2 separate regions of the Homo sapiens genome follow, and region 2 is linked to region 1. Evidence: chromatin loops called from intact Hi-C (ENCODE). Cell type or tissue: Caco-2. All regions are shown on one strand. Links, peaks and the distances in the headings refer to the core of each region. The heading gives the core; the rest is flanking DNA.

What was found. Peaks named below come from ENCODE experiments on the same cell type or tissue, not always from the same donor. Only the 100,000 strongest peaks of a DNase experiment are listed, where the experiment ranks them.
Region 2: a loop joins it to region 1, with 4 times the contacts of the local background. A loop is called at or near these places in 2 of 110 quality-filtered maps.

What each region holds. Positions count from the first base shown.
Region 1 is chr7:13,741,752-13,744,674 of GRCh38, forward strand. All of the region lies in intron 3 of LOC105375161 (a long non-coding RNA gene), which reads left to right. Among named protein-coding and RNA genes, the nearest start is that of ETV1, 250 kb to the right of the region's middle. In Caco-2, for the core only: a CTCF peak has its summit at 1,158; DNase peaks (open chromatin) are centred at 550 and 1,160.
Region 2 is chr7:12,673,749-12,676,671 of GRCh38, forward strand. LOC105375157 (a long non-coding RNA gene) reads right to left here and starts at 1,842. Exons shown (of 3, transcript XR_927043.2): 1 at 1,662-1,842; 2 at 921-1,023; 3 at 288-552. RefSeq lists an enhancer at 1,336-2,535. In Caco-2, for the core only: CTCF peaks have their summits at 1,321 and 1,524; a DNase peak (open chromatin) is centred at 1,353.

The DNA.
Region 1 (2,923 bases), core at 186-2,685:
TCTCCCCTTTATATATGGGCTTGTCTCAAAAACCAAAGGAAAGTGAGAGTTTTGTTTTGCCTTTTAATGAACACATGATTAAACTATTAGTTATTATTCAGTATGTATATTGTGATTTCAAGACTCCCCCAGTAAATAATTCACAATATTTCTTATGCTGCTGTGGAGTAGCTCATTTACAAAAGAGGTGCCTGTAGTGCTTTAGACAGCATTGACTGAAGTACAGCCTTGTGCAATTTTAGGGGGTCCTAGGAAGGGGCTAAGATTACTTTTTTTCAGGCTCTCCTTTCTCTTTAAAGCCTCTGGGTATATTGATCATGTTCAGGCCTCAAATATCAGTGGGGTGTGGAAGGAGGTGAGAGGAAGGTTATTCTACCTTGTAACATAGTTATCCCAAACCTCATTCTGGAATTTGACTCCTGTTTGAACTTAGGGAGCAATTAAAATACAGTCATGCCAACTCAGCCCCAGCCAAATGCTTTACACTTTTCTACTACAGGAATGCTCATCTCTTAAGCCAAGATTCCAATCCTTGTTTGTCCCTAGGCTGGAAAGCCACATCACTGACACAGCTGTTGAGATGAAGCCGAGATAGTGGAGTGGAGTCTTGACCTTTTACTCACCCTCTAGCACAGCCCATAAAGGGCCTGCATGAAACTTTGGAACTTTCTGAAGCACTGGGTGAAAACCACTAATCTAAAATGTTCTTCCAAAGTCCTTCCGGGTCCTAAATATTTGCATTCTATATAACACCATACTACTGGTTTTTATGAGCAACGTGTTCTTCCTTATTTAGTTTGGCCCCTCACATTCAAATATATGGGAGCTGCATTAGGAACCACATTTCCAATATATTCACTCTGGTTTGGGGACACAATTGTACAGCAGATTGTGGCACCAGATCTCTGATACATCAAAATGTCAAAAATTTGGTTACCTCTTATGGGATAAAGTAGAAGATTATGGTAACAGGTAAATATAAGTAACTCTCAGAAAGCAAAGTTTGAAGGTGTTTTATCTATTGAATATGCTAGCAAATTTTCACTTTCTTTTAAATGAAGATTAGGAAGGCCCCCACCAATATGCTACAGTGCCCTGATGCCTACGTCTACTGCTGAGTAAATACTCAGCTTTGCTCATGTAACTGGACCAGCATATTTGTCTGGAGCTGATGCTGCCCTCTGGCTGCCAATGTGAATTAAATCCTTACAGAAATAACTAAGCTTCATCACAAACAAGCAAGTTCAGTTTTGGAACTGAATCTTTGATAAGGTTCTCTGAGAAGCCCTCATTCTGGATCATGAAGTCAATACTCACTTCATACTCTCTTAACAGTATAGCACTTCTAAAGGGCAACATCTCAGCTCCCTCTGTTTCTAGCACTCAATATTGCCAATGAAAGGAAATTTTTTAAAAAACCATGTTCTGTAAGAATAAAAATAAACAAACTTCATAGAAAATCACAATGAGACAAATTCTTTTACCAGTGTCTCTGGCTTTCACATGTTTTTGCATAATGAAAGGGCTAATATAACATAACAAATCCTAAACTGTTTTCACAAGGAGTGGAAAAAAGATGTGTAAAAGTATGCTCTGTCTTGCTTCCTTCTGTTCACAATGTATCTAAATAAAACAAATGGTGTTCTTGCTCTTTCTGTCTGTTTCCCAATCTGTTTGGATAGTAGCCACCATCCCGCAGCCAACGATAATATCTGACACTTCCTGACATCATGAAAGCCACCATCTGTCTATCACCAAAACCCTGTACTTTTTAAAGACTACTTGGCTTGATCCTTAATGAAGCTTCAAGTTGAATGCACAGATCGCTTTAGAAGGAATACAAGGAATAATTGACACAAGGTATCTGTATAAAATCACGTTCTCATTAGATTCCATTTGAAAACATAAAATGAAATATTAAGGCCCCTTTCAGGCAGAAAAAGCATGGTTTACTTTCAATTGTGTTTCATTTCCGATTTGCCTGTGAAAGTTTAGACAGTGTTGAACACCAGGAATAAACCTAAACTAAAGCCTAAGCTTTAAATTCAATATTTTCCAGTCTTGTAAAATTAAACAGTTAGACATGACTTTGCAGTTTGTATACTTGAGCTATGAAAAAAGAAGAAAATCCATCAATTATTTTTCCAAGGCTTGAGAAAATCATGCCATTTAAAACTGAATCAACTTCTTTAACACCTGAACGATTATCCAGGAAACAAAAGAAGGTTCTGTATGTCTTCACTTGTAAATGTCACAGGTGAACACAAACAACCCTGTGCTGGCAATGTCAAGTCACTCTTTGTTTTATTAAACTGTTGTACCTCTATGTGTGCAACAAGGGAATTAGTTAACAGGGGAGACTGCGGAAAAATATAATAATTCCTAGGTGATATTAAGTTCTCTCAGAAAAAGTAAAGCTTTCCAGGGAGAAGACGGATTAACAAGTTTCATACACAACTTTCTTGACTGCACTCCAGTGTTGTGATTTGTGACATTGATTTCACACTAATGTCTTTCTTTTCTCTCCTTACTCCAATGTTGTCCTGTGGTTCCTTTTAACAACCTCATAAATCCAAATTTTGTGAAGTCATAGATATTTATCTGATAGTCAAAAACGTGTATGTATGTAGAATACACACTATATTCACTTATATATGTATATGTGTGTATGTGTGCATGTATGTATACAGGAAAGAGAATGAGAGCGCTATAGAGGCAGACACAGAGAAACGACGTGTGTGTGTGTCTGTGTGTCTGTGTGTGAATGTTTAGATCAGCCATAAGTTTATATCTTAAACTGGGGGAAAGATACGTATACAGTTCTGTTACAAAGTCCTTATGAGAGTTGAAGTTGCATTTCTCCAGAAAAAAATAGCTTGGTAAAATAAGATTTATCATGTGCTTATGCTATGCTAGGTACATG
Region 2 (2,923 bases), core at 89-2,588, 1.1 Mb before region 1:
AAGTTGCAGTGAGCTGAGATTGCACCACTACACTCCAGCCTGGGCGACAGAGCCAAACGGTGTCTCAAAAAAAAAAAAAAAAAAAAAAAAAAAAGATAATCACATTTTCTACTACTAGGCAGTTACCTTTAAATAGAAGATAGCATGACAGTCCCCAACATCAGTTATTTCTCTTGTGAGTGTTAAACTTTAGACTTTATTTCATTCCCTGATTTTGAAACTACATCTGGATGCCTTAAGACCATAACATTCTTCTGGATTGAGTATGTCATCAATTTGCTGCCGATTCTCAAAGATTCCAGACTGTTAGTTATTAATCCTTTAACATTACATCTTTATGATAAATGAAGCATACTAAGGGATAATTGTGCTAAAAACAGGAAATGTACTTTCAAAACAAGAATATGTTGACCTTCCATATTTTTTTTTCTGCCTTCATCTGTCATAGTTGAAACTTTCTGAAAGAATCTTCTTCCTTCCTTGACTCATGATGAGTTACCTGCATTCCACATCCCAAAGCGGGTCAGTGTGTAATCAGGACAGAGCTTTTACCTGAAGTAAGCCAAGTTACAGATCCAAAAATTACTAGTTTAGTAATCTTCAGCAAGTAAATCTCTTAACCTAACTAAGCCTCAGTTTCCTCATTTATAAAATAATGGTAAATCGCACAGATCTTGCTTTCCCTAGAGGACAGTTTTGAGGATAATTGATAAATGCGAGAAACTAAAAAAAAAACCCTGTAAACTAACTGCCTTGCATTCATTTATTTAACATATGTTGGTTTTTAGAGAAATTCTAATTTTTTTTTCAAATGTCAAATTTAGATCTCAGTTTGGTCATTAAATTACTTGCAGATAGCCAGCGATTTTATCTTTCTCTTCACTAGATCAGAAACTATGCTGCATCATTGCTCAGTTTACCTGCTTTACACCAAAAAGAATTCCGTAGTCTAGAGTAATGCTTAAATCTTAATTGCTTATGACAAATATGTTGTTTTAGTTAAGTTCTGTGATCTTCAGAAACCTAAAAAGTAAAAGTAATCATATATCAATAAAGTACTATTTTATCTAACAATTATTCATATTACAGCTACAGCAACTTCATTCATTCTCCCCAGAACAACCCAGTAAGAAAAATGAGGCACAAAGATTCTAAGGCACACTTAATTTGCTCATTTATTCATTCTATAAATCTTTTCTAAACGCTTATCAATTGCCCGGTTTGGAACTAGTGGTAGAAACTATGAGATCTGCAGTCCTGTTTGATTCTTCCTTTGATCCTGCACAACCTAAAGAGGGCGCACTTACCACTCCTATCTTGAATCTTCCCTGAAAGCTTGTTTTGCTTTTCGCAACACAACCTTCTGTGCTAGGGATGACCTACATTCACTACAAGTGAAAGTAAGACCTACATACAGTCCTGCTGTCAATACAGCTGAGCAGTTGCAACTCCTTCTTCCTCCACCTCTGTCCAAGCCCTCTTTTAGTTCTGTAGACAAAGATCACAATATGGATTCATACTGGCCTGGATTGTAAGCATAGTAGAGAAGCAGTCTCCCCTGCCAGAGTAAACGCACCTGTACCTGGCACCATCTCTTCTGACTCCCTCCCAACAATTAAAGAATTGTACAAAGCAATCTGGTTTTTAAAAATTCTGTGAACCTGAAAATATAGGCTTTTCTCCAAGTTTCCGTCTTCTGTCTTCTTTAGTATTATCACCTACATTCCATCTTATCAGTGACTTGAAATTTATCCTGCACCAACTTCTGACAGCTTCAGTCAGTGATTTCCAGTTACTTCTTGTTCTATTAGTTTCTAAAGACCTTACCTTGAGATAATCTGATTAAGTAGATCTGAGTGGAAAATTGTAAAATCCAGCTTCTAGAACCTTATGCTCAATGATAAAAAGATCTCCAGATTCCATTCCAAGATGGCCGAACAGGAACAGCTCCAGTCTGCAGCTCCCAGTGTGAATGACGTAGAAGACAGGTGATTTCTGCATTTCCAACTGCGGTACCTGATTCATCTCATTGGTGGTTGGACAGTGGGTGCAGCCCACGGAGGGTGAGCCAAAGCAGGGTGGGGTGTCACCTCACCCGGGAAGCACAAGGGATCAGGGGATTTCCCTTTCCTAGGCAAGGGAAGCCATGTACCTGGAAAATCAGGACACTCCCACCCTAATACTGTGCTTTTCTATTGGTCTTAGCAAATGGCACACCAGGAGATTATATTCTGCACCTGGCTCAGCAGGTCCCACACCCATGTAGCCTTGCTCACTCCTAGCGCAGCAGTCTGAGATTGACGAGCTGACAGAAGTAGGCTTCAGAAGGTCGGTATAACAAACTTCTCCGAGCTAAAGGAGGATGTTCGAACCCATCGCAAGGAAGTTAAAAACCTTGAAAAAAAGATTAGATGAATGGCTAACTAGAATAAACAGTGTAGAGAAGACCTTAAATGACCTGATGGAGCTGAAAACCATGGCATGAGAACTATGTGACGCGTGCACAAGCTTCAATAGCTGATTTGATCAAGTGGAAGAAAGGGTATCAGTGATTGCAGATCAAATTAATGAAATAAAGCGAGAAGAGAAGTTTACAGAAAAGGAATAAAAAGAAATGAACAAAGCCTCCAAGAAATATGGGACTATGTGAAAAGACCAAATCTACATTTGATTGATGTACCTGAAAATGATGTGGAGAATGGAACCAAGTTGGAAAATACTCTTCAGGATATTATCCAGGAGAACTTCCCCAACCTAGCAAGGCAGGCCAACATTCAAATTCAGGAAATACAGAGAACACTGCAAAGATACTCCTCTAGAAGAGCAACCCCAAGACACATAACTGTCAGATTCACCAAGGTTGAAATGAAGGAAAAAATGTTAAGGGCAGCCAGAGAGAAAGGTCAGGTTACCCACAAAGGGA